7 separate regions of the Mus musculus genome follow, and all the other regions are linked to region 1. A link is a loop called in an ENCODE intact Hi-C map of the cell type or tissue named here. Cell type or tissue: left cerebral cortex. All regions are shown on one strand.

Region 1 (4,000 bases):
TTTTTTTTTTTTTTTAAATCATCATCTCTGATTTCCTCAGTAGATTCAAGATCAGCAATTCCATTATACAAATGAAAAAATTGAGTCTTGGGCAAGGCAGAGCACCATTTAAGGACAGCAAGGTAAGTCAAGGAGACTCAGAGATCTCTACAATCACCTTAAGGGCTTTGCAAAAACAAAGACAGCCCAAGGCAGACCATCTAGATTCCAGAACACATCTGCCTGCCCCAGGTATGATCAAATCAGGTAATCCTTTGAAAAATGTTGCCAGTCCAGTCAGTAACATTTTTCAGTAGCAAAATAAAAATTCTTAAGAAATATTCTGTTGTGATGACACAGCTGAGCTCAACACACGTAGAAAAAACAGCCCCAGTGGAAGGAACCAGAACCACCAGGGAGGGATTTGTAGCAAAGTAACCCAGGAGTTGCCAGGAGGACTCAAATTCCAATGAGAAAAGCACATACCAATATTCATGGTAACGATTACAGACAATCACTATTTATCTATCCACTGAGTACCTTTCCACCATATAATAGCTCATTTAGTCCATAAAACAATCCCAGGAAGTCGATACCACATGCCCATATATGGATAAAAATAGCGAGACACAGAATGCTTGAGAAATTCTCCACGGTTATATCATTTGAGCGAGACTGTTGAAAGTCTTCAAAGTCTTGGCTCCAATTCCAACTGTGCTATGCGGCTCTCAGTAGAGCATCTCTGAAGCAGTTTCTAAATGGACCACGACTTTCAGTGTATCCTGGATGATGACAACTATAGACTGTTAGAAATCCTGAAAGCAAGCTGGAGTCTAAAACACCCAGGCGTGCTTGGTCTTGACTCAATGACATCATTAGCTTAACCTTCCCCATTCCTAGTTCCAGGCCATCAACAAACCTTCATGTAAAAACCCAAGCCTGCACATGCATGCATTTGGAAAGCCAACCGCCAATAGATTAAGTACTCAGCAGTTTGAGAATAAGCATGATTAGAGGTTACCCAGTAACAGGACCAGTTACCCACCTACATTGCCATGTCCTTCCCTGAAGAGCTACTGCTCACATGTGCCAATCAAGGGTGGTTACCATGGACACTACCTCCTTGCCCGTGTCTTGCTCTTTCCTCCCATGCTGACTTAAGACAGGATCATCATTAGATCCAACGAAATCCACATAAATGTTACTATGATTTGCCATTGTTTATAAAATTTAAAAAAAGTTCATAATATTCTTACCCTGAGTCCTTCTCATTTTAAGAATTTTAAAATATCTAAAGCGCTTTCCCCTATTATAATGTGTCTTGATTTTCCCCCAAATTTTTCAGTTCTTAGTATTATTCCCATTTTCTGGGAGAAGAAACTGAGGCTCAGATTCTTATAGTTATCTAAGGTCAAACTGAGGCTAAGTTGTAGAATAAAAATGTGCCTCTTCTCTCTCTCTTTCTCACTTTCTCTCTTTCTCCCCCCCCCCCATGTGTGTGAGTGTGAGTGTGAGAGGGAGAGAGAAAGAGAGAGAGAGAGAGAGAGAGAGAGAGAGAGAGAGAGAGAGAGAGAGAGAGAGAGAGAGGTGCATTTGGATGTATGGCATACTAGTGCACCACAGCATGCTTGTGGAAACCAAGAGACAACCTCAAGGGTTAGTTCTTAACATCTACCTTGTCTAAGGTGCTGTTCACTGCTGCGTACTATCTCAAGCTAGGGTTCCTGCTTCCAGTTTATGAGGCTCTGAGGATTTGAACTCTGTTCCTTATGCTTGCCCAGTAGATGCTTCATCCACTGAGCCACCTCAGCCTCCAGTGTACCTCTTTTGCAAGTGCCTTTCCTCACTTCAGGTTACCAGCACTGGCAATGTCTGATGTCACCATCACCCTGGAAACCAATCGATAGCTAATTATTAATAACTATGAAAATATTTTTGCTCTATAGCTTCAGTTAGGATTATTTGAACTACATAGAATAAAATCTTCTAACCCTGAATATCTCCTTTGGGAGTTGATTGAGTAGCCTCGTTTGAAAATGATCAAGGGACTGCCTTTAATGGTGCATGCTTCTAGAATCTACTATGATGTGTTTTCATATTTCAGTAATAGATTTTTACTGAAGGAGGCAAGCTGAAAGTTTAGGAAGGACTGGGTGACACTGGCCACACTTGACAGGCAACATGACTTTGGCATGTTCTTGTCCCCATCTATAAAATGGGTAGGCACAATCCTGTACCACCCAGTCTCCTGCATTGACTGCAAAGATCCATGTGGAATTAAAAAAAAAAAATCTGCTGCAAATCACAGCGAACCACACAGGGACGCTATTTCTAAACTCGCACAATGATCATGTTCCTGCTTTTAGAACTGACGTCTTCCCATTTCAAGAAATCAGAAAAAGGCAGAACGTCTCTTTTCAATAGAGAGTACCCAGAATCCTGGTCGTCCTTCCCAGATAGGTGCCGATGTCAGCTCAATCAGGAAATTATTAACCTCCATTTGGTTACTTAAAATAAACTCTGCTGGCTGATGAAATGTTCTTGAACACCAAGAAAACATTCCCCTGCATTTAGCAACGGCAAAGGCATCCCTCAAAACTATTTAAAATCAATAATAAAAACCATTTCAATGTATATAAACAAGTTAATCGAGTAGGCGAAAACAAAGCAAATTTCTTAATGAGAGGCCCTGTTGCCCCCTCAAGGCGCCTGCAGTAAATGCTGGTCTGTGACTCTCCTCCCCAGGAGCCTGGCTGCTGCTGTTCTGCTAACGTCTGACTTAGGCCAGGGGGGAAATGACATCACCCGGGTGGAAAACCGATCCTGCACCGGGAAACTTTCTACCTGCTTTCCATTTGTCATAATTATTTTGCACAATGCAGCTTCCATTTGCATAATTTTGAGGCGTGTCATTATCTCAATTGAAAATTGTTTTAATATGGCTGAATAACTCACAATGACATCAGCCGAAGTCCTAATGAAATATACAAGTATAATCATACAGCTAATTACCAGCCGTGTTAACATTAAAAAACAAATCATGCATAATATTAGACTATGTATAAGCAGCTGAGGATTATAAATAGAGCCGCCCTCTCTCCACAAACCCCCTAGAGTTTACTTTTAAATGGCAAGATTAATTTTCTGAGGTATGGCTCATACAGTAGATACGAAATGCCTAGATCATTACAACTCCCCATAAGGAACAATTAAAAAGAGATCGTGTGTTTAAAAAACGTATCTATTCATTGTCAACAGTTCTGACAGACAGATGGGATCGTCTGTGGATTTTATTCTTAAATCAGAATTTGCCGTTTAGTTACATCAACAGAAATTAAAGAGGACCTAGTGGGGTCAACTCGGGGTCTTTTAAACAAATATTCCAATTTCAATTAAAAAAAAAAAGAGTGACCACAAATATCCCATAAAACACTGAATGATTTCCTCCTGGGTTTAGTCCGAAGTCTGTTAGGCACCAGCTCTTTTCTGGATATTTAATCCTTCCCTTCTCCAGATCACAGGCCATGTTGAAGTAATAAATTTGAAAAGCAAATAATAAGAAATCAGGAAGGGGGAGGGAGAGAAGGAAGACAGCTGCGCAGCAAAGTTGGGTCGGGGGAGGGGCTTGAGCCCAGGGGGGTGGGGAGGAAGGCGCTCAACCTGTTGGTGGGCTGCAGGGGTCCCACTCTGCATCCACACACCACCTTAGTCAGGCTGCAGGCGGAGCCCGGAAAGCCGAATGCTTACACCCTAGGCTTTTCGGGGAGGGCGGGGGAGGGGTGTGTGCCGGGAGGAGGGCGGAGCTTATTTCCGAAAAGGCAGATTCCTGGGCCGAGGTTCTGACGAACTCCCTTAATTAACCAGCCGCGGACCACTGAGGGGTAATTCGATCCGGGGGAGAGGGAGTGAGCTAGCAAGGCCAAAAGTGCAATCAACTCCATCAGCTCCAGGAATTTCTGCCTGGGCTGGCAGCTCCAGGGCCCCGGAGGAGTTCAGCACCGAACCATTCATTTAACAACAG
Region 2 (4,000 bases), 190 kb after region 1:
TATTTTAAGTTTCATTGCATATATTCAATGTATACAGCACTGGGTTATACAGCAATATCTTCATACAGTGTGTATTATAATTGAACATACCCTCCCTGCCACTCCCCAACCTGCCAACCTTCTTTTTCTGAGATTTCCCCCCCCACCCCCCCCAATTTGGTGACTCTTTGGGTAGGTTGAATTTCTCAATTATGCTTCTAATCTAATCTGGTCCTACTAATTAAGGTATTTTTTTACTGAAGGAAGCTGACACTGTCCCCAACTCCGCCACACACTTTCTCATGCTATTTTTGTTTTGAAGATTTTTGTTCTACACGTGTAGTGTGGATGTGCTCACTTATAATCTCCTGATTATGGCTAAGGCTTCAGACAGAGCTGAGCTCACTTCTCAAGTTATGAGCGCGGCAGTCACCTAATAGTCTGTAATTACAGACATTTAGGCTTTAAAAATCCCGTGTTTTCCCATTTCCATTTGCAGGAGACAGATTTAAAGAGATTTACATGCAGAGACCAAAAAAAAAAAAAAATCCATTGTATTGTAAAGTCAAATGCTGCGGATAGCTTTCTTGTTTTTCTCTGAGCTCCCTTCAGTCAATCCCCCTCCTTAAAGAGATCCAAGGTGGCTCTCAACCTGTGGGTCGCGACCCCTTTGGGGATTCCCAGGGGGTGGCCTAAGTTAGTCTGCATATCAGATATTTACATTACAATTCATAACAGTAGCAAAATTACAGTTATGAAGTATCAATGAAAATAATTTTATGGTTGGCGGTGACCCAACCATGCTCTGGTGGTTCCTAACTTCTATGGGGGAGAGGGTAAGCCTTGAGTTTTGAGTAGTTAGTAGAGGTCTTCAGCATTAATAACTTTGAAAAGGTTCCACAGGGAAGCAGGACAAGAGAAGATGCAGCAGGAAAGATAGGCTTAGTGCATCAGGTGGGGGATCCGGCACAGACTGAGATCTATTCAGAAATTTGTTTCAAAAGTGCAGAGATATTGGGGCACATGTGAATGTCTTTGTGTGTATATGTCTCATACAACATAGATCACATTTCTATACCCAGAATATCGAGCATAGGAGGAGGATCAGTTTTGGTGAGAAAATATAAATGACCCATCATTTTGGGACAGACATCTAATAAATGACATTGATTTATTCTGGGTGAAAAAGGTAAGTTTCCAAGTGGAGCTAAAAATTTAATGGTTTGAAAATCTAATGGTCACCATTTGCATATATTTAATAAATATAAATAAATACACAATCTAATCAAATTAAACTTCACTGTTCTTTCTTTGTTATGATTACAAATCTATAGTCTTTATGCTTCTAACACAAAACCGGTTTTAACTGAACAAATCTAAAAAAAATATGTCTTTACTGAAGAATTTATCTTCCTGCTTCAGGGCCTGAGTTTTCTGGTTGCCCCCTTTAGCTCTTAATTAAGTTAAAATCAAGGGGGATAGCTACTTCAATGAAATAATTAAGACATAAAGATGAGAAGCTTCACTCCCTTCTGTGTATGTTGATCTGCAAATCCTCGGTACCGTAAATGGTTTTTGGATTTGAAAAGCAGCTCAAAGCCCAGTTACAAATGGAAGGAATGACTCAACCAGATAGAATTTCCTTAATTCTGAATGCCTTGATTTTTTGCTGATGGGGGGAAAATCTTTCCCAAGGGCAGGCAGATGAATCTTTGAGCAAACCTCCACAGGAGGGCGCCATAGTGCGACTCTGCTGCAAGCTGCAGCTGCTGAGGCCCTTCCGGCCTTTATCCCTGTTTTGATGAAGTGTCTCAGATAGAGTGTGTATTCCCTGAACTGGAAAATTCTATGTTGTCAAAACTCAGGATGATAGGTTTCATGTGAGTTTGCTTTTGTCTATCGGTTTAAAACGACTGGAAGTAATTTAATCTTTCTTTGGGAGGCATGTGGTCTTTGTACATTTTATCTTAAAACACAGTAAAATGGGTGAGCTGCATGCTTTAAATGAAGCAAAAGCTAAACAGGTCAAAGCTACAGCATGCTTTAAAATGGCTGGTATATGTTAGAACAAGCTAATTAATCAAACCTGGAGACATCACAAAAGTGCACTTATTACTTATAATTAGGATGTGTTTATACGTTGTTTGCATAGATCACATTATTTTCAAATGATATATATTACTTATAATGGCATGTTTAGCTAACTAGGTGGTAGATAGGTAAATCAATCTTAGCAAATATAGGAACAGAATCAAAATATAAATTGTTGAATGGCTCTCTCTAAGACATAAAGATTCTGGAAACATACACTACAATGTTTGTGGTAGATATTTGGCCCAAATTACAGACTTAAAAAATGAGCCTTTTTATAACTCACATTTTGGTAGTATATTCTCAAACCATCCTCTAAGAGATAAGAAATGTTAATATTTTACTAGATTTAAATCAATATAAAAGTAATTATGATCTTGGCAGTTGCCATGTGTCTTTGTGAGCCTGGCCTTATTCTGAAGACAAACAGAGCCTTGTAAGCTCAAGACAGCCACACTGAATGGACAGCTTCATTAAATCTGAGAAGGACCAGGCCTGGTGGATATCGATATAGATTATATGGTTCCAATAACTGTTTATATAACATACACATTTCCAGTAAGAAAACTATTCATCTCATTATGGATTTTGCTCAAAGAAATGTCATGTGGACTAATCCTAACAATGGAGAGGAAGCGGAGGAGGGGCCTTGGGTATTTTGAGAACCTCTGTGGTAGGATGTAACTGCCTTACAGTCAAATGTTGGTAGCTTTGATAGTCTAGGAATTTGTAGTTGAAACAAAATAACATAAGTGCAGTATAAATGGGACAGCTTTCGGGGTCTGCATTCCTTATTAGAAACTGATGCTGTCAAGATTTCATACAAGCGAGCCTGCAGAAATATCTCAGTGGGGAAAAGCCCTTGCCATGCACAACCCTGAATTCAACCCCAGAACATGCGTTGGATGGAATTGACTCCTGAAAGTTGTCCTCTGACCTAAACACACACACACACACACACACACACACACACACACACACACACACACACACTCACAAGCACATGAACACACATACAAAAAACACTCACATTTACACAGGAGATATACACACACATACAATATACACAGAGAGAGACACATAAAGATACATTCATACACACAAAGTGTACATACACACAGGAAAACACATACAAAAATACATTCATATACACAAAGTGTACACACACATATACACACATACAAAAGTACATTCACACACAAAGTATATACACACACTATACTATACACAAACTCAAACACATACAGACATGCCCCACACACATAAACACACATATATTTTATACACAGAGATATCATACATATAATAAATAATTTTTTAAAAAATTAAAAATATCATACTCATGAAAACACTTGCTTAGGTAGAGAGGCTGGTGGACTTTCCAATGGTTCACACCTGGTTGGTAACATTAAATTTGCTGGTAATTAAAATGCTACTTCACTGTTTTCCCAGGGAATTGAGCCACAGTGACTAAATTTAATATCTTTTCTTTTTAGCTCCTACTGATAGACCTTTATGTCAATAAATAATTCAGAAGGTAGATTTAAAAATACAAGACAACTTAGGTAAGTGCTTACACATCATATTATTTAAAACACTGTTCTGTAAATTTGGCAACTTTTATGTAGTCAGATACTTTAATAATTTAACCACACTTAGCCAGTTTTCTTTGGATTTTTTATTGTAGGTTTATTCTAGTTTATATTCTATAATATTTTATTATTGTGCAATGCTGGGGGTTGGGAAGTGTTCTATCACTGACTGATGCCTCCTCCCCTTTACCCAGAATCCAGTTCATCAGAAACTTCATGAGACAAGTTCTTTCTTTAAAATCTTAAGAGAGTCATTGTTATGAAATGTCTTGACATCAGGAAGTCAAACTAACTCAACTTCTGAGTCAGCTTCCACTAGATTTCATATCATTGTGTGA
Region 3 (4,000 bases), 83 kb before region 1:
GTTTGGATGGAGGCAAATATCCAACCTTGTAATTAGCCATTCCCAGAGGAATTGCTTTTCATATTTATATAAACCATAGAGAGCCCAGGAGACCCTCAGCCCTTATAGACGTTAATAGAGCCCGCCAGGGAGGAGAAATGAAGAAAAGAAGAGCGCATAAGCTGGAATGGACGTTAAGACTTCGCAAGAGCCTTGCAGATCTTAAGTTCTATGATCCTTTAACGACTTCCTAAGCCTCTACATTAAATCAGCTTCCTCTCACACAGCCATAAGAACATTAAACTCTTCAATGGCTGGCATGTTCTATTTCCCAACAGCACGGAGAGAAACAAATAGAAGCAAATGGCCCCTTCAAGAATTCTTAACAGAAATCCTGCTGCTAGACCCATGCCTCCTTTCTCCTTTCATAGACTCATAAATACTCCGATACATGCAACAAGAGCCACCAATAAACGCAGTCCCCCCTTTCGGTTTCACAAGAGACTTTAGTAGAGAAATCTGTGAACAAAGAATGGATAAATTGCACATTTGTTTAGCAAAAGACAAACAAAGTGTTCTCAGAACAATGATTTTCTTTCAACCACACCCACATCAGACAAGAAACTTCGGAACTAACCGTACAGAGTATTTTTCTAGAACATTCTAGTTCCTTGGGTTAAATACACATTTTTTTTTACTTGATTTTTATTCAGTAGAATATAATCTGCCTAAAGGAAAACAAGAAAAAGAAAAAGACTGGTACTCAAGATTGGCACTGTAAACAATGGTTATGATAGTCTATTAAAATGTCATCCCACTTCTTGGGTCCTCCTCCCCAGCCAAAAATGTGAACATGCTTAGCTTTAAATTAAATATTCAAAGGGAATAAGAGTTCCACAATGACTAAACCTCATTTCAACTTCAATAAAGAGAACTTTAACTTGGCCTATTAAAAGTTAATACCTAAAGTACAGATCTTGTAATGCTCCACTGAAATGGCTCTAATCCCGTGCTTATGTCATAATTACACGTTTTGTTAACCTCTCTCAATGTCATTTTTTTTCACTTATTTATATATATTTTTCAAACTCCCAAATGGAATTCCACAGAGAAACTGTAATTATAATCCGAAACTCCACCTCGACTTGTCAAACAGTAGCTGTACACCATGGCTCTCATGGCGTGTGTGTGTGTGTGTGTGTGTGTGTGTGTGTGTGTGTGTGTGTGTGTGTCTCTCTCGGGGAGCAGGGGTGGTGGTGGGGGGAGTGAGGGCGGGGTGTGGAAGGGAGGTGGGAGGAGGGGAGGGGGAGGGGCGGGGCGAGCATTCATCCTGTGAGTTGCTCAGATTGTCTTTGTATAAAGAGATGCATGAAATGTCAAGTACAATAAATTACTGGAGCGTAGAGTTTCAAATATCCATAATGCTTTTCCCTCTTCTCTCTCTCTCTCTCTCTCTCTCTCTCTCTTAATAGTTAATGGTGGCCAAATGTGCAGGAGGTTGAAAACATCCATTCTAGAGGAGAGAAATTTGCTTTCATCTCTTACATAATATTGCAGAAACATAATTTTATCCTCCTGGCAGGGGTGGGGGTGGGGGTTGTTTAGGAAACATCACCCTGTATGTTTACCAAAAATCACCGTCTAACATCAGAAAGCCTGAAACCAAAAAAAAAAAAAAACTTCATAAAACCCTTCACACTAGTACTTTATAGAAGCTTGGTGGAAAAAATATGCATGTCCTTTCCTGTGCCTAATTACCTCAACTGAAAATTCTGCCAAGTATTTCGCCCTTTCGTTCTCGTAATCGTATTAGGGCAAATGCGTCTGGAGGCCAACAGAAACAAACATTTAAAGATTTTTTTTTTTCACTTAAAAGATTCCAAATCTGTATGGAGCCTTGGTTTGAAACACAATGTCCTTCGGGTTTGCTTCACAGACAACCTACAGTTTCCTTTCTTTGGTCCCCTCCCCCAAGCAGAGATGAATTTGCTAGAGTTACAAAAAAAAAAAAAAAAAAAAAACCACCGATGTCTACTTTTGAAACAATTTAAGCAACATCATGTCAATAGGAAGGGCTTGCCCAGTGATCTATGCAGCCTGCAGTCCCTTTCCGACAGGAGACATTCCTTTCTGAAACCTTTATACTTTTTGCCTGCTCCTAGCAACCAACTAAAGGCAAGCCCTCAACTTTGCGTACCTGGCAGCCGTCCAGCCCTTACTGCAATTGACAATTACACCGTTTCCATTTAATTGCGGTTCTGTTGTGACAGAATATTTGTCATAATTAGGCATTTCCTATCTCCTGTCCATTCGTCTTTGATTATTACCGAACATGATTTTTTTTTTTTAATTTCAGAAAACCCAAGCACAAAAATCCTACAGATAAGGGTAGCTACAGCTGCTACTATCATTACCAACATTGTAACATGCAGGGTGGAGAGCAAAAAAAAAAAAAAAAGAATATAATTTCTCGGAAGGTAATTTTCCTTTCAGTGTTAAGTGCTTTTTATTCATCTTACAGTTACTCAATGACTTCCTGTTCTAATTACAAGACATTATACAGAAAAGACATTTGTAAAAGGGGGAAAAATATGCAGGCAGGCTATGTGACTAAATAGCCAGAATTCGTTGAACCGTTTTAAAATTCCAAAGTCGTCCATCAACTTTATCAGTTCCTGGTTGTGGCTATGTGTTGATGTGGGGTGCCCTCAGTGTGTTTCCAAATCTCTCTCAAGGCTTCAGAGTTAGTTCTCCCAGTCCAGACACATCAAAGGACAAAACACATTTGCAGCAAAACCATAGTTGAGGGAGGAAGAGGTTTTTGTTTTTTGTTTAACCCCCCCTCACCTCCCCGCCCATCAGAGCTGTTTTACTGGAGGCAGGCCAAGACATGTAGTGGAAAATATTAATAATAAAAACAAATTAAATGTCTGATTAAAAGGGACCAAGAGCAAGATTCTATCAGGAATAGAAATGAAAAGGCCACAAACGATTTCAGGAAAACAGTGTGTGACGTAAATGATACATCAGGCTTGGACTGTTGTGGTTATTTTGAGAATGGCTGCTGGTACTGTAAGTCAGCTGACCTGCCTGTAACCATTTTGTAATTCTCCACACAGTGAGTGAGTGGGGCAGCCTGCCTGAGATTGCTGAGACAGAAAACAGACCCAGGCCCACAGAACTGGCAATAAAAATATAATGTACTTTTAACATAACAGAACAAGGAGATTGGCTTTATTAACTAAGAAAACGACTTTAAATGGTCCCTAGCTTGCCATTTGTTTTGATAAATGGAAAAACAGATCTTCCCAGGGTAGGCAACAAAAACATCACTGGAAAAGTTTTTAAAAAAAGAAAAGAAAAGAAAAAAGAAAGAAAGAAAGAAAAGAATACATGATTGCAAATGGAACAAAGAACATTTTAACTACATAACCCAGGATTGTAGCCAGCTGCATCAAAAGACATAGCTTAAACAGACACACAAACATAAAATTAGGTATTGCTATGTGAATATCAGCTTTTTACCCTGGACACTGCTTCGTCTCTCTAGAAAGAAAACAACATCACAAAGCTAAATTCAAACCAAATGCAGACATCACTCTTAAGTAGCAAATGAAGCCACTGGGGAGCCAGTCAGCTCCACCTCCTTGGTCCTCCCAAAAGGCCACAGCGGAAAAAGCCACATTCGGGAGTCTTTTTGAATTCCATCTTGAGAATTTTGCATGTCATTTGCATATGATCATCTCAGCCAAATCTAAATGTCATACAAGACAGGGATTATACAATAAGTGCAAGCCTTGGGAGATCACATGCTGGAACCTAGGGGGCCTGACCTGCCTCAAATTTGCCTCCCTTTCAAACAAGTTAACTTCTTAATAAAAACCGTTTGTGCTATTTTCACTTATTTGTCTGTGTGCACCTTTGCACCTGTGTCAGGTGTCTTCAGAGGCCAGAAGACGGCATTCGGTTGCCTGGACCGGACCTCAAGTTGTAGGCAGATGTGAACTGCTTCTTGCGATTG
Region 4 (4,000 bases), 370 kb before region 1:
AGTCATTTATAGGACAGCCATAAACTCTGCAAGCTGAATATATTACTTTTATTATTGTATTTATTTATTTACTTGCGTGTGTGTGTGTGTGTGTGTGTGTGTGCATTCTCACAAACATGCATGTACATGCCAGAGTGAATATGTGAGGGTCACAGGACTGAATTCTCTCTTTCTACTATGTGGATTCTGGGGTTCAAACTCAGGTCTTCAGGCATGATAATAAATACCTTTAACTTGCCAACCCTTGGATCACCTCTTCCGAGATGAGTTAAAGGCAGCTAACCTTGGGGAAAAAAATCAAAATGCACTGTCATGTGATCATCACACCTAGAAGCTAATTTAGACAGTGGTAGGTGCAGGGAGGAGAAGGCTCAGGGGATAAAAACATCTTGGTGTGGTGGCCTCCAGGCTATAATCCCAGCACAGCGGAGGTAGAGTCAGACAGACAATCACTGGCATGCCATCCTAGCCTATTTGTGAGCCCAAGACCAGTGAAAGACTATCTTCAAAAGCAAGGTGGATGGCACCTGAAGAACTACATCCAAGGTTGACTTCTGGATTTCAGACACACACACACACACACATACACACACACACACACACACACACACACATACACACACACACAGACATACTAAACACACATCATGCACAAGCACCCACACACATGCACACACAGAGAAATTACACATGCACACATGCACACACAGACACACCACAAACACTCATGTACACACACAGGTGCACACACAGACATAATACACACGCATATACACACAAATACAGGCAGACACACCACACACACACAGGCCACACATGCACTTTCACGCACACATAAACTCAAGCACACATGCAAACATACATATTCACATACACATAGCATGGGTGAACAAACTGACAGAAGTGAACAATATATCATGTATGATATTCACAATTTGCATGCATTCGTTGAACATTATTAAGGAGCGACAACAGATGGCCCCTATCACCTATTCCAACTTGCTATAAAAGACCATTTCTTATCTTTCTGACTTCCTGCATCTTAGCACCCAGCCAGATTCACACCTGTGACAAGCTGATCTCTCAGCTAAAACCTCTCCCTGGTCCCCTGTCTTACTGCTATCTGTAACCTCAAGGTCTCCCTGCAGAAACCATTTCCACACCCCTAATTGTAGTGACAAAGGGTTGTGCACTCCCACAGAACCCTTTAGAACCCTGTCAGGGCACACACCACAGGAGACCAGTTGTGTGACTTACCCATTTCATCATAAAAATCATTGAGTCAGGCCGGGCAGTGGTGGTACACGCCTTTAATCCCAGCACTTGGGAGGCGGAGGCAGATGCAGGCGGATTTCTGAGTTCAAAGCCAGCTTGGACTACAGAGTGAGTTCCAGGACAGTCAGGGCTACACAGAGAAACCCTGTCTCGAAAAAACAAACAAACAAACAAACAAACAAACAAACATTGAACCTGGGGAGCATATTAGTTACTGGCCTTGCTGTGGCAAAAGACGCTATGAAAGCATCTTTAACAAAGGAAATGTTTATTTTGGCTCACAGTCCCAGAGGGTGCCATCCCTCAGTGGGGAACTCACCGAGTCAAGAGCTTGAAGCTGGCCCGTGGCATCCACAGTTTAGAAAGCAGAGAGGGATACAGGCTGGTACCCAGTTTAGTTTTTCCCTTTTTATTTAGCCCAGGACCCCACCCCATAGACTGCTGCTGCCCACAATTGCAGATGGATCTTTCCACTCAGCTACCCGAATGGAGATAATCCCTCACAGTTGTGCTGGGAGATTTGTTTCCATGGTGACTCTAAATCCCATCAAGTTGACCATCAGGATTAACCACCAGGGGCACCGTGTGTAGTCCACAGGAGTCCAGCAGATAATGGGGACCTAACAAATTCTTAATGAAGTACAAATGTACAACCAGAGCTCTCGCTGAGCATCCCACACAACAGGAAAAAACCCTTTGCTTCCCTTTGCCCCTTCCCAGGTCAGTCTCGGGGCACAAGCCAAAGAATCAACCACAGACACCTCCATCAGGAGTAGGGTGGGATCTAAAAATGGACTCCTGTCTTCGACTCTTAACAATCACACTGGCTTCCCTTCCCAAGGGGAGACTCAATCGAGTTATTTAAATTTCATTTTTGCATTACTGATTTATGAACCTATTCAGGAGTATATGAAATGATAAAAATACCCCCAGCTAAAAATAGTCTTAACTATTGATCACACAGCACCTCAGATGCTCTGTAATGTCAGCCATGAGGCAAACCAAGGAGAAAGAATCCTTCCAGGCACCAGAAGCCCAGTGCAAACTTGGAGGGCAGAGAGCCACCCAAAACACTGTGTTCTCTCTGGTTTTGTGGCCTCTTGCCTCTCCTTTCTTTTTTGGCTTTACGAATAAACAAGGCTCTTTATTAAGAGTTTTTTATTAAGAGTTTTTTCGGGGAGTGGCAGATTGGGGGACATATCTCTGTGAGTAACATGCCTGCTGCAAGCTGGAGGAGCTGAGCTCAGACCCCCGAAACCCACATAAAAGCTGCCACCCCGATGCTGAGGTGAGGAGCAGTGACAGACAAATCCTTTGAGCTCATTGGCCAGTCAGCCTAGCTGAATTGATGAACTCCAGGTTCAGTGAGAGACCCTGTCTTAAAAGATAAGGTATAAAATGCTAAAGGAAGACACCCAACATCAACCTATGACCCCCCACACACACACAATTGCACACACTCACTGAAGTGTGTATATGTCACAGACAGAAAGATTTTTTTTTAATTTTTAATTTTCCTAGTCAGGAAATTAAATTAATTTGTTAATTCTAAGCAGATTAATACTATATTCTAAATTAATTACTCAGGTAGGATGAGAAAAGAGGAGAAACCTGGAGAGAAAATATTCCCAGGATTTCTAAATTTTTCCATGCTATTCCTAAGAAAATGTGTTCAATGTCCTGTTGATTTTTGCATTAGTCTGTGTATCCGAACACAACAGAGACCATTTATAGGAATGAACTTAGGGCTGGAGAGATTATCCAAGTAGAGCACTGGCCATTCTTACAGGGGACCTGGGTTCAGTTCCCAAGAGTGGCTCATGACCATCTGTAACCCTAGTTCCAGGGCAGTCTCCCTCTTCTGGCCTCCATGAGCACTGTGCCCACACGGTGCAGAAACACAGATACACACAAACACTCACGTACCTAAATTAAAAGCAAACCAATCTGAGAGATGAGCTAAAAGTGGGATCCACAGATCCCTCTGAGCCTTCACAATCTCTGCCTCTCAAGGGATGTCTTTTGGTCACTTTCCTAGATGAGAATCAGCAGAGATTGTGTGTGTGTGTGTGTGTGTGTGTGTGTGTGTGTGTGTGTGTGTGTGTGTGTATGTGTGATATGCACACATGACTGTTTGTGCATAGGGGCTAAAGGCTGATGTTGGGTGCCCTGCTCCCTCACCCTCCACCTTATTCCCTCGAGACAGGGTCTCTCACTGATTGAACCTGCAACCACGGTGGCAGCCAGCAAGCCACAATAGCACTAAGGTTACAGACATGTACGTCCACACACAGCTTTTCATGTGGGTCCCTGGAGATCTGAATGTAGTCCCCAGGCTTGTATCACGAATGCTCTCATCCTGAGCCATCTTCCCAGCCTCACGCTTGCTGGGAACACAGCAAATGACCAAGAGAAGAATAGAGCATCTACCTACTTTAGCTTACAAACCACAAACTAAGAATCATAGATGGAATCAGAGGCCCCTCACCTCTATCCAAGGCTGACAGTGGGATTTGCCCCCTTCTGACTGGGTGAGGGCATCTGGAGAGCTAAGTTAAAAGCTCTGAGCTGGATATTTTAGAAGCTTAGCGTCACGACCCTGCAACGATGCTACCAGGTTCCTGTTTCCAACACTTCCAATGCCAGCTGACGTTCTCTTTAATCACATCAGAAAAAAAAAATAAATGATGTCACCATAGCAGCCGTCTCAAAATAGCTGAGAAGC
Region 5 (4,000 bases), 360 kb before region 1:
AAGTCACATATATTCTATTACCCTCCCCCTTTCTTTCCTTAAGAGACCTGTTTATCCAGTGTTCCTCTTACATGCCCTGAATCACCCGAAAAAAATGCATACACACACACACACACACACACACACCAAAATAGAAGTTAAATTCTAAGATCACTATTTGAGAGGAAACAACACAATACTTGTCTTCTGAGTCTCGCTTATTTCATTTAACATGGTGTCCAGTTCCATTCATTTTCCTGCAAATACCAAGCAGATGGTATTTTCCTTAACCGCTGAATAAAATTCCATTTTATATTTGCACCATGTTTTCGTTATCTGTGCTTATGCTGATGGGCGGGCATCTAGGCTGGCTCGAATGCTTAGCTACTGTGAACAGTGCAACAATAAATATGGATGAGAAAGTATCTCCGTAATAGAATATAGAGTCCTTTGGGGATATGCCCAGGAGTGGTATAGCTGGGTCATATGATATTTCTATTTTCAGTCTCCTGAAAAACCTCCAGGCTAATTTCCATAGTGACTACATCAGCTCAGCCTTCTTGGGTTAAAGCAACTATTTCATATATAATATTTAATGTTGATTTTTATGTGGAAATTGAAACCTAAACCCCTTTGTCAAAGGCAGCTACATCTACTCTCTTCTGTATCATCTGATGCTTCTACTGTATGGTATTTCTGCAGGGTGGGATACAGATGCTAGGGCCTGAATTTCTAATCCAGCAACAGCCTAGCTTAGCAAAGGTGGCTAACGCTCATATGCAGATGAAAAGCTAGAGAGAGGAGGTGAAATAATAAAGCCCCGGAGAGGAAGGAGAGTGGTCCAGAGACAGAACTCAAGTTTATTGCCCTCCTGAATTTGGCATGCTACATAGACACGGGTCGCACATAAATTGTGAGTCCATTGGCAGTCTCTTTTCAAGTCTGTGAAGGATGGATCAAACTAAGCACAGTGGCTTTAAACACATCAAGAGCTGAATATTCTTCAACCAAATGTTTTTTTAGATTTTTTTTTTAATAAATAGCATTCCTTATTTACTCTGTGAGTGACTCTGTCTGTGTGTGTGTAGGCTGGGGAAAACTTGTGTGAATGGGTTCTCTCCTTCCATCATGTGTGTCCTGGGGATTGAACTTGATTCATCAGGTTTAGTGACACGCGTCTGCTTGTCATCTTGGTTTGTTCATGCCGTTAATATTTTTAGTTACTGGTATGATGACATACATCAAAGCGTTAACATAACAATAACGATCTTTTGAAATTTGGAAACCCGAAGTGTCCGGTATTATTTGATATAAACAGGGCCGTGGCCAAGATCCTAAGCTAATAGAATGTTCTGGGTGGATGCGCCTTGCCTCTGATGCTGTTTTTAGCGCGACAACTTCTAGAGTGTTGGAACCAGGTGGGCGTCAGCATAACTCCTCCATAAACAGGAAGTTCTTGTTGCCTCTGCATCTTTATCCCCTTTGCCCTAGCAACAGATGACTCTTACAACCCAATTTTGCAAGGGTCGTGGTACTTATTTCCTCCAAGAATGGCAACAAGGAGCACTGGGTCCCACAGGGAAGGAGCCCGGATCTTAGGGTGCATCTTAGAGTGAAGTGTCTGTGTTACACCCTTATCTGCCTCCAGATGCTGAGATAGAAATGGTGCCTGATCCGCCAGGCAGGCACATTTTCCAGGTTACTAAAGTCTCTGGACCCCAGCAAAGGAGAACCTTCCTGTGCTGCGCTGGGTTGGTCAATAGGATGCAAACCCTGGCCCAGCCTAGGGCTGAAGATGCTTGCAATGGAGTGCAGGGATAAGAAGAGAGGATTCTATAGCAGCAGTGGGGGGGGGGATGTTTGGATGGGGGAGACGAGATATACCACCCACCCCCAGCAAAAGGCTTTCATCCGCCCAGCGGAAACCTAGGGCACAGGTTAGCAAAAAGGGTTTCGATTTCCTGTGCAGAGCTGGGCAGGCTGGGCAGCACCTGCGTGGGGGTCCCGGCTTTCCTAGCCCCCGCTCCCGCTGGTGACTGCGTGGATTCGTGCTCACGCGAGTTCGTGCAAGTGGCTGTGGGGAAGCCAACGGTCCCGACTCCCCAGGATGCTGCGCATCCGGGACCACCTCCCCGCGTGTCGGCGGAGCAGGGGGCGCGGGCGCACGGCTCCAGCCGAGCCCACTTACCGGACTTGTTGCTGCCGCTGCAGCCGCCGGTGCTGATGCTGCGGGAGCCGTGCGAGCGGTTTTCAGCAGAGCCGTAAATCAGGCTGAGCCGGGTCGGCTCCCACGCGGGACGAGCGGCGACCGGGGCGGAGCGTGGCGCGGGCGGGACACGGGGGCGGCGCCCGGGGACGCGAGGCTGGTGCTCCGGCCCCGGGCAGCCACCCCTGGGTCCACCCCATCGGGGCCCCTCTAGCGGGAGATCCTGGGCCTTTCCCTTCACTCCAGCTCAGGATTCCGCTGACATCACGGGGAGGGATGCAGGATGGTCCCTGGGGAGGGAGGCGGGGACACGTGCCAGTCTTGCCCAGCCTAGTCTTGCTACAGGCCCAGGCAAGTGCTCCCAGTTGCAGGGGCGGCGAAAGTGGGCGTGAAGATGGAGCCTAGCTGGCTAGCCCCTGGAAAGAGCTGCCAGCAGGAAGGCTCTGATATTTATTTATATTAGAACTTCATCCAGGCAACCTGGCGGGGGGGGGGGGGGGGCACAGGACCAGCTTACTCCAGCCGTGGAAGGTAGTAGTGTCCTGGGACTAAGTTAAACAAAACTAAAGATAATAAAAGTGTAGAAGTTAAGAAACATAAATGCCAAACCCTGAGGCCTCCTCACTGAGAGGATGCCCCCAACACTAGTCTCTCAGTGGAGGAAAGATTTAGCTTCTGAGAAATCTCATTTCCTAATTGAAATTTCGGGATGTGTGTGTGTGTGTGTGTGTGTGTGTGTGTGTGTGTGTGTGTGTGTGTGTGTGTGTGTGTGTGTGTGTGTGTTATTTTGTTAAACCTGCTTTTAAGGGGCTGGAGAGATGGCTTAGCAGTTCAGAGCACATACTGCTCTTGCAAAGGACCTACACTGCTCGAATCAGCTGCTGGGCTGTCGTCAACGTTCTTTCACTGATATTCATACTAAGACTTTGATGACAGGTGCACGCCTGTAAAATTCAGGAAAGCAGTACCAGAGAGTGACTCCTACAAAACGGGGGTTGGCAGCTGCGCAGAGGCTTGCTCTCTCAGAAAATGTTATGCTTCTTGCGGTCACTATCTTAGGTCACTCTCTAAATTGAGCACGTTTATTCCAACTGTTTATTAAGCTGAAAAAAAAAGTTTGGTCTGAGTGTGCATTGCACACAACCAAGAGTCAGGGTGCACCCATCATCTTGAACAGCAGGAAGCTAATTCTGACTACCTTTGGGGCAGGATGCTAAGTATGACCTGGGAGAGTCAAGGGACCCAACGTCTAGAACTCAGCCCTCTCCCAACACTGAGGCAACTTGTTTGCCTTGCTTGGTCCCGAAATGTCTCCACTTCAGGTGAAGCGCGAAGACTTCCTAGGGCCATTTTTTTCTAACAATGGCATAAATATTATCACATTCTTCATTAAACCATATTTTACATTTATCAATACAATTTCCATATTAAATTGCATCGTGACAGAATGATTCGATAAAGAATGATTTTAGATGAAAGTAAAGGAGGGAAATCTTTTCAGGTGCAAAAGAAAAAGAATAACTCTTCCTTAAGAATACCTTTTTAAAGCTCACCTCTAAGTAGGCCAGTGTGACAGATGTCAGTGAAAAGCCATGGCTACTTCACAATGAGCTGAGGGTCGGTGACTTTAAAACAAAGCCAACACCTACAACCAGAGCCACAAGGGAGTAAGGCATGTTGGGTTTTCCTGGATGCATATGTAGTTCTGGCTACTTCAATACACAAAATGTTGTATTAACATATCCACAATCAAAGAAAAAACAATGACAGAGTTGAAACAAACAAAACAACAACAAAAACCACTTTATATCCTCT
Region 6 (4,000 bases), 280 kb after region 1:
GGACTTCCTGGTATAATGAAAATGATCAAGGTGTGCTTTGAAGCCAATCTCCCAGGTGATTCTTGATTCTGTGAAGTTGATGATTAACATGAAGGAAGCATCACAAAATATTAACAATGTCACTAATGGTGAATGAAATCCAAGTTATTCATAATGTGCTTGCAAGACTGGCAGTCTCACACGGGCAGGGATGGTGGTGGTAGGTGCGGGTGAGCATCTTTACTTGACACAAGAATTAATATCATTTCTGCATCTTCTTATGAGAAACTGCCTAGAAAAAAAATTATGTTCCCTAGTCTTTGACCTGGAAATTTTATTTCCTCAAATGTATCTTGAAGGCATAGTTATATTATCTAAAAAATACCACCTTTAAGTTTTAGTGTACAATTCTTACTAATTGTAAGGGAAAGAGATGGTTAATGCCCAGGAATCAGAGCATGACATAGAAAATCAACTTAGATCCATAAAACGAAATTTCACGTGGTTGCAAGGAAAGGTGCTTAAAAATCATTTATAATAAATCGCGAGAACGGTGCAGTGTAAGACATATGTGTGCATTGTTTCTGTATGTAAAATGAGATTATGTGTGTGTTTGTGTGTATTATAATCTGAGAGTTACAGAAATGCTGCCTAAAACACCACCTTTCAGTGATTTCTTTTTTCTTATTTGCACTTCACAAATTTTCTGTAATTAATATGCACTGTTATTTTTCCTTGGAGTAGAAAATTTCCAAGTTGCAAAAAAGCACGGAGAACAGTGTGATGAACTCCTGTGTGCCTGTCATTCCATTTTAACAATTTTCTGCTGTAGTTTCAAAGAGGGAAATATTGAAAGAAGATCAATTAGCTAGAAACCATTTGTATTCACATCTCCTGAAACGACATACTAATCGTGATTCATTACAATACATTTTATATCATCCCTTTAAAAAACCATGTTTCTTGGCAGCCCAAATACTATTTTTAAGTACTGACTTCATTGCCAAAAATTTGGAAAGGAAAGCTCAAATTGCTTTAATGTTGTTAGGAAAGATAGATCAAACAATAGGATTTCTTTTATACATATACATACATACATATATATATTTTTCCTTATATATATTTTTATATACATATATATATATATACACACATCTATCTATCTATCTATCTATCTATCTATCTATCTATCTATCATCTATCTATCTATCTATTTATCTATCTATATCTATATATCTATATATATAATAGCAAAACCCATGTCTTTGCATTATGGAATTTTTTTTTAGGTCTCTTCATCCATGAAACAAGAAGAAGGGTGTTAGCATCCAAAAGATGATGTGGCCAGTATGTAGCCTCCACCCCCCCGCCCCCCATCTCTCTTCATCAAGTTTGGGAATCAGAGAACCTAGCCTAGCACATTTATAGCCAAGGGCCATCCTGCCATCTGCTCCAGAAGCACCCTCATTCTTAAATCTAGAATTTGGCATACAGAGCATTTTATACAAGTCGATCTTCTAAGAAGCTTCTAGAAGTTAAAAGCTACACGCCCTCCAAAGGATTGTGTGCTTACATCCATCAAAACAGCCTTCTGAGAGTTTAAATATTTTCCCTCTGAAGAATAAAAGAGAGAGATTCACAGTGTCCCCTGTAGTATATTTATAACTTGGATTCTTTCTTCCACACTCCTGTGTTTTCTACTGAGCATTTAAAGGCCCACTTCTCACACTGTGCGTTAGTGGGTGTCTGCGCACTTTGATGGACTAACCCCTCTGGAGAACTTTAATGTGTGCTTTTTTTTTTTTTTTAACACCCAGGATAGCGTGGTTTTGGAAGGCAGAACGCTGTTTATACCTTTTATTTCCAGTAGGCTCGAGACTGTGTGGCTCTGAGACCCTCCCTATAACTGGACCGTAAAAATGATAAAGCCATGACAACATAAGCATCAGTGTAATGAATGGCCTGCTTTCATGTGGAGAATTGTCAATATCTATTGGCATTTGTTCTCATGGCCTATTTTGGGCTACATTATATTTATTGGTTCTGGCTTGATTACACTGCTCCATTAACTTGGTAATTCCATTATAGTTTAAAGGGGGGAATTTTAGCTGCTGGGTTTTAGCTTAAATTTTATGCACAGCCCAGAAGTGTTTTGGCCACTGAATACATTTCATATAAATCAAACAAATGATTAATGAGTAAAAGGTGTTTTGTAGGGGCAGAAAAAAATAGAATTAAGATAAGGAAACTTTCTAATAATACACACTAGAAATGGCTCATAGAGGTGACCATCCTGAGCTGTGTCAGGGATATTCCTGTGCTTCTCAGTGGGTAGGAATACCCACACCAGAGGGACAGTCATTGCTGTGGACGTACATATTAAGCCAATGCAGACAGTGCAAATAATAATAGAAAGTGCTTGTGGAGCAAGAAAACGGGCAAATATGTTTGTGACTGTATCTTAAAGATGATTTTGTAAAAATTTGATGCGGAAAAATGTTTACCCTGTGAAAAGTTCTAAGAGCTGCCAAAAGGATTGGTGGAGGGATGGCTCCGTGGATAAAGTGCTTGCGACAGGAGCATTAAGTGTTGAGCTCAGGTCCTCCCACCTGCACAAAAAGCTGGAAGTTGAGGCACATCCCTCCATATTCTTGGTGGTGAGAGATGGAGCCAGGAGGCTCCCTGTGGTTTTCTTGTGAGCTAGTCATGTGTAATCAGTGAGCTTCAAGTTCGATTGGAGACCCTGTCTGAAAAATAAAGTGGAGAACAAGAGAGGAGGAGATCTAATGTATGCACGCATGCATGCACACAGGAGGATATACCAGGAAAGGGCTTCTGCATCCTGTGGTCAGTCTCCCCTATAAAACCTACAGAATACAATGCATTGTCTTAAGAATTATGTACAAATCATAGGTCACATCTGGCTTTAGCCTTTCTGGCTTCTGTCCGAGTGTTTGCCTAACATACCATTGTCTTCAAAAGATTTTACAATATTATAAAAAGCAAATGCTTTCAAAGCCCTGAACACACACACACACACACACACACACACACACACACACACACACACACACACACAAATGAATAAACACACCCTACTTGGCATTTGTCACCAGGAGCAAATCTCCTTCAGTGTACTCCAGAGTTCTTAGCTGAAGACCAACACTATCAGTTACATAAATAAATGATTTCACTGGGATTGGAAAGGTCTGGCAGGGGCAATTAATTTTCATGAGTCTTGACTCTGACAAAAATCTATGTGCTTGACATAACCTATGCACCTGTTTGTAGTCCTCCCTGCCCCTATCCTGTTAACATGGTGGTGGTGGTGGGGGCGGGGGGAGTTCAGATACAAGCTGGAATGTATGGTGAAATCTCCATAATGGTGGGAAGTTGGGCTAGGAATTTCATTTATAGATTTTTGAGATGGTTTGTTGACCAGTTAACAGCTGTAATGAAAGCTAGCTTGCTTGCTTGCTTGCTTGCTTGCTTGCTTGCTTGCTTGCTTCCTTCCTTCCTTCCTTCCTTCCTTCCTTCCTTCCTTCCTTCCTTCCTTCCTTCCCTTCTTCTTCTTCCTCCTCCCCTTCCTCCTCCTTCTCTTCCTCCCTCTCTTCCTCCTACTCCTCTTCTTCCTTCCTTCCTTCCTTCCTTCCTTCTTCTCCTTCTTCCTTCTCTTCTTTCACCTCCTTTGTTTTTCTGCACTCAATGCTGGCATTTCACTTTTTCTTTTTTTTAAGATTTATTTATTATTTATTTTTACATGTAACTACACTGTAGCTGTCTTCAGACACACCAGTAGAGAGTGTCAGATGTCATTAAGGATGGTTGTAAGCCACCATGTGGTTGCTGGGATTTGTACTCCGGAACTTCGGAAGAGCAGTCAGTGCTCTTAACCGCTGAGCCATCTCTCCAGCCCCTACTTTTTCATCTTTTGAGTCCCTGAGAGAAGTCTGTTAGCCTTTTGGGTTTCTTCCACAATGTCAATGGTAATTAGGAACCTAGGGACATTAGCAGCTACTTC
Region 7 (4,000 bases), 270 kb after region 1:
CAGTAAAAAAAAAAAAAAGATGGCTTAGCTGATGCACTTGCGGTTAAATTCTTAGCAAGGAGTGCAGCACCTTCTGCCAAAACTGAACACCTGACCTTCATCACTAGGACGCATATGGACAACCATCAAGTGGTCCTCTGACTTCCACACTGAGCACTGGGACTGGGACTTTCATCCACCCACCCACAAATAAGTGAAAATGCAATAGTAATAACCCTTTAAGCATTAAGTCTAGGGTCACGATGAGTTAATGCTCCACACACATTGATAGCTGGTGCTAGGAGGGGGTGGTAGATGACCTTGTGTTACCCAAGAGGTCCCTGGAGTACCAGGGACAAATTCACTATGAGCCATGAGGCCAGGGGCAGAGAACAGACTCTCAGCTCAGGGTGTTTGGTCTTGTCTCCTGGGACAGGGACAGGTGACAACAGAAACTAACCATGACTCACTCAGAAAGCAGCAATCTTTAACACCCTTTGAACAGTTGTTGATCTTCCCAGTCAATCAATGGCACTTGCAAAAAGGGACGGGTCCCCTTTAAGATCAGAGATTACTTTTTGTTTTTCCAGTTAAAGATTTGCATATCTGTGAGGCTGCGTGAGCCTGGAACTTTCCAGAGTAAGCTCACAGGGTCTGTGTGAGCTTCAGGGGTCCTGGAGACCTCTGCCCCAAGGATCAGCTTGCAAGCCTTTACCGCTTGAGTCCCAGGCAGCTCTGACCTTGACCTTGAGTGACCTTGGTGTTAGCCAAGGACCCGGTACTGGACTTCCCGGAAAGGGACACATACCTCAGAGTCAGAAGTGCTGCCTACTGGCGACACCCCAGGGGTGGTCAACGCCCAGGAGGTCAATCCTGTGGACGACCCTGACACGTTTTCTTTAGAGGAAGCAGCCTTCATCGCCAAGGCAACCGTGGTGGGAGGCAGTGACGCCTAACCGAAGCTCAGGCCCCGCCCACTCACGGGAGCCCGTGAGGCCACCTGCTGCTCGAATTACAGTGGAAACTGAGAAATTTACTTCAGAAGCAATTCTGGAGTTGACACAGAAAGCTAACTCTAAAAGGGAGACGATAAGCGATTTGGGGGCTCTGGCTCTTAATGGTTGATCTTAAGCAATTTTTATAACGTTTAAAAGTCTGATCCGTGGCATTGTGGTCTTCAGTAGGAAAAACTGACTCTAATTTTAGAGGTGTATATTTAGCTAGTGATGGAAGGGGCAATCTGCAACTTACTTCAAAATACCGAGAGAGGCAAATGGACTTGTGAATTAAAATTGCGGAAGAGGTGGGGTTAGAACACTGTCTCCTCTAGCAACTGTTTGAAATTTCCATAATACAAAGACTCTAAACAAGGAGGTATTAGATTGGGAGTATGAAGAGCCTCCCTCCACCCACTCCACCTTGGTAGCCCAGGCTGAAGAGGATCTTGAATTGCTGACCTCCTACCTCCAGCTCCCAAGAGCTTACAATCAAGGGCACCATACCCAATTTATGCAAGCACACACTGAACCCAGTGTCACCCGAGTCCTGGGTAAACACCTTAACCACTGAGCTACAAGCCCGATCCTACATATTTGGATATTTTTTGGTTATTCAATGCTTCCTTTGGCTGCGGGATGCACCATACATTTACCTGCTTGGAGGCTGCTACCCACGCAAGACGCTTACTGTCAAATCCATACACTACGGGGTCGGTTCCTCCACGCATACAACAAAATCCCAACCCCTAACGGCTTCAAAGCTTTCCAAAGAGATCAAACCGATTATTGTATTAGAAATGTTCAGGGGATCTTGTCACCTCCTAGTGTTCACAGTGCTGGTGTCTGTGTTAAACTTTCCTGGCTGGATACATGCTGTGCAAAGCCACCAGCTTACCAAATCAGAATGCTTCTCTCCAGTTGCCTTTCAGAGAAAATTTAACATGTTCTTGTACGTAGCTTTATAACCATGTCTGTCCCTCAAGTGTTTTCGTAGTTTAAACAACCCAAATCCTGGTATAGCCCACCTCTATTCAAGAGTCATCTGTAGCTTAATTCACAGACATTCCATCTCTTCAAGCAGGTTGTAATGTCGCTTTTCCTTGGAATTTTTACTCTTCGAGGGACTGACTGAGTTCTCAGTACAAAGTATTAACTCAACAACATGGCTATGACTTTTAACCCCACTTTAAAAGGATTTTAGAATGTGTTCAATTAGTGAAAATACAGTCAATTCATAGTTATTGCCAGACTTACTATGAGCCACCAACTTCCAAACTCATTAAAGTGTTTAATATTTTTCTCTCTCTTTTTTTTTTCCTTTTGATCTTTACTCCAAAGAAATGGAATGCAGCTAGCCACCTTCTGTGAAGTTGAATGGCTCACATTCCTGCAATTTAGTGCTTGCTAAACTGCAAACACATTTATTTCTCCTAAGAGTAGTTTGTGGTTTCCTCCGACCGTGGGACGGATTTAGCTGGCCTTTAGTTCTTTTGCCCTCTCTTTGGCAATTTTACAGCTTTATTTCTAACTGTGGACCCCAGAAGTAGATGGAACACTGCCCTAAAGATGGAGTCATTGACATGAGTGGTACCTCAGGAAACATGAAATTCCAAATGTTACCTTAATACATCCAATATTATAATTTATAGAGAAGTGAGTTTGGAGGAGGTCATTTAATTTTATATGGCAGATTGTTCACTCCAACCTCACCCCACCTCCTGATATAGAATGGTGTTGAAAACCCATCAGCCTGAAGCTTTCTTTGACTTGCAGGACTTTGGGCTGATGTTAGCTTCCCACTTTTGGGGGGAGACAGGCCAGTGAGGAAGACATCACACTGGCAGGCTCAGCTAAGGCTTCCTGACCAGGCCTCTCTTGCACTTATAGGCTTCTAAGTGAAGCCTGCAGCTTACCAGGTTGTTTTAGTACTGGAAAGGCAAGGGGAGCATCAACCTTGGAGTTTATGGTCATTTATATTATGTCTTTTAGTGTTCTCTGACTACCGGCACATTTACAAAATGTGGGATGGTAGACCCTTGCTATATATATAGTGAGAGTGCTCCAGTCTCCATACCTGTGGCGAGGAGAAGTATTTTTTAGAAGTTTGCTAATTCGAGTATAGGTTGCTTCTTGAAGAAAGGGTGTGCTTTGAAGCCCCAGAGAAATACCCAGGGGCACAGGAAGATGGTAATGTGATGATGAATATTGATGGTTCTGCAGAGAACTATGTGACCAAACACAGTGATCCTGAGACCTCGAGGTTTCTTTTTATAAAAGCTAAACATTTCCATGTCAGTCTTTATGAGACTATTCTCCCTGATTCATGTTATGCATCAGTCAGGTTCTTCAACAATAGATGAAATAATGGCACAGATGAGATTCACAGAGTCTTAAGCATCCAAACACTGTCATTCCTGAGGTTTTCAACTGAGCAATTGATTCTAGTGAACTTCTTTATTGGATCGGGCCAGAAACATTGCATCCACCCTTTAAAGACAGTGAGAGGAACCAGAATTCTGGAGCTCCAATTTAGACAGTCTTTGAAATAATGCAAGACTGGTTGATATAAAAAGGAAAACACATACAAAGTTATTTAATTGGTAAGTCATTTCCCTTACTCATCTGTTTAGTTTTCAGCAAGGATAACATCCTAGTTTGCATTTTGTTGCTATGATTAAAAAAAAAACTCTACAAAGTAAGGTAAGGGAATAAAGAGTTCATTTGGTTTACACTGCTAGTTTACAGACCATTGTTGAGGTGAGTCTGAACAGGAACTGAAGCAAAGAACCTAGAGGAGAACACAGAGGGACCCAGCTTGCTGGCTTTCTCTCTGGAGTCTGCTTTCTTCTGACTTATACATCTCAGAACCACTTTCTGGGGGATGGTGCCACTCACAGTGGGCTGGGCTCTTCCATTCTAACCATCCACCAAGACAATTCTCCACAGACAAGACCACAGGCCAGTCTGATGTGGGCAAGTCTTCGATTGAGGTTCATTCTCTCCAGACAGTTCTTGACTCTAAT

Evidence for each region. Hi-C counts contacts between places; a loop is a spot of excess contacts. Peaks named below come from ENCODE experiments on the same cell type or tissue, not always from the same donor. Only the 100,000 strongest peaks of a DNase experiment are listed, where the experiment ranks them.
Region 2: it touches region 1 in a loop (3-fold over the local background); 4 of 42 quality-filtered maps call a loop at or near these places.
Region 3: a loop joins it to region 1, with 6 times the contacts of the local background. A loop is called at or near these places in 10 of 42 quality-filtered maps.
Region 4: it touches region 1 in a loop (2.4-fold over the local background); 2 of 42 quality-filtered maps call a loop at or near these places.
Region 5: a loop joins it to region 1, with 2.4 times the contacts of the local background. A loop is called at or near these places in 2 of 42 quality-filtered maps.
Region 6: a loop joins it to region 1, with 2.8 times the contacts of the local background. A loop is called at or near these places in 2 of 42 quality-filtered maps.
Region 7: a loop joins it to region 1, with 2.1 times the contacts of the local background. A loop is called at or near these places in 2 of 42 quality-filtered maps.

Annotation. Positions count from the first base shown.
Region 1 is chr10:68,272,746-68,276,745 of GRCm38, forward strand. The region is part of intron 2 of Arid5b (AT rich interactive domain 5B (MRF1-like)); the gene reads right to left. Among named protein-coding and RNA genes, the nearest start is that of Arid5b, 4.0 kb to the right of the region's middle. In left cerebral cortex, a CTCF peak has its summit at 2,299; DNase peaks (open chromatin) are centred at 694, 2,335, 2,714, 3,079 and 1 more place; H3K4me3 peaks cover 1,654 bases; H3K27ac peaks cover 2,118 bases.
Region 2 is chr10:68,463,414-68,467,413 of GRCm38, forward strand. The region is part of intron 5 of Cabcoco1 (ciliary associated calcium binding coiled-coil 1); the gene reads right to left. Among named protein-coding and RNA genes, the nearest start is that of Gm32872, 64 kb to the right of the region's middle. In left cerebral cortex, a CTCF peak has its summit at 1,707 (motif pointing right); a DNase peak (open chromatin) is centred at 1,711.
Region 3 is chr10:68,190,104-68,194,103 of GRCm38, forward strand. The region is part of intron 3 of Arid5b (AT rich interactive domain 5B (MRF1-like)); the gene reads right to left. The region is part of intron 1 of Gm51770 (a long non-coding RNA gene); the gene reads left to right. Among named protein-coding and RNA genes, the nearest start is that of Gm51770, 41 kb to the left of the region's middle. In left cerebral cortex, no CTCF peak of the experiment used is centred here; DNase peaks (open chromatin) are centred at 1,934, 2,141, 3,072 and 3,672; H3K4me3 peaks cover 867 bases; H3K27ac peaks cover 2,647 bases.
Region 4 is chr10:67,899,611-67,903,610 of GRCm38, forward strand. All of the region lies in intron 2 of Zfp365 (zinc finger protein 365), which reads right to left. Among named protein-coding and RNA genes, the nearest start is that of Zfp365, 11 kb to the right of the region's middle. In left cerebral cortex, a CTCF peak has its summit at 1,851; a DNase peak (open chromatin) is centred at 3,963; H3K27ac peaks cover 3,092 bases.
Region 5 is chr10:67,910,204-67,914,203 of GRCm38, forward strand. It overlaps Zfp365 (zinc finger protein 365), which reads right to left and starts at 2,459. Exons shown (of 5, transcript NM_178679.2): 1 at 2,168-2,459. In left cerebral cortex, a CTCF peak has its summit at 2,444; DNase peaks (open chromatin) are centred at 424, 1,466 and 2,488; H3K4me3 peaks cover 2,699 bases; H3K27ac peaks cover 2,530 bases.
Region 6 is chr10:68,553,884-68,557,883 of GRCm38, forward strand. No RefSeq gene overlaps it. Among named protein-coding and RNA genes, the nearest start is that of Cabcoco1, 14 kb to the left of the region's middle. In left cerebral cortex, no CTCF peak of the experiment used is centred here; a DNase peak (open chromatin) is centred at 1,596; H3K27ac peaks cover 103 bases.
Region 7 is chr10:68,540,960-68,544,959 of GRCm38, forward strand. It overlaps Cabcoco1 (ciliary associated calcium binding coiled-coil 1), which reads right to left and starts at 916. Exons shown (of 8, transcript NM_028491.1): 1 at 788-916. The coding sequence starts at 898. In left cerebral cortex, a CTCF peak has its summit at 1,793; DNase peaks (open chromatin) are centred at 934 and 1,846; H3K4me3 peaks cover 960 bases; H3K27ac peaks cover 1,116 bases.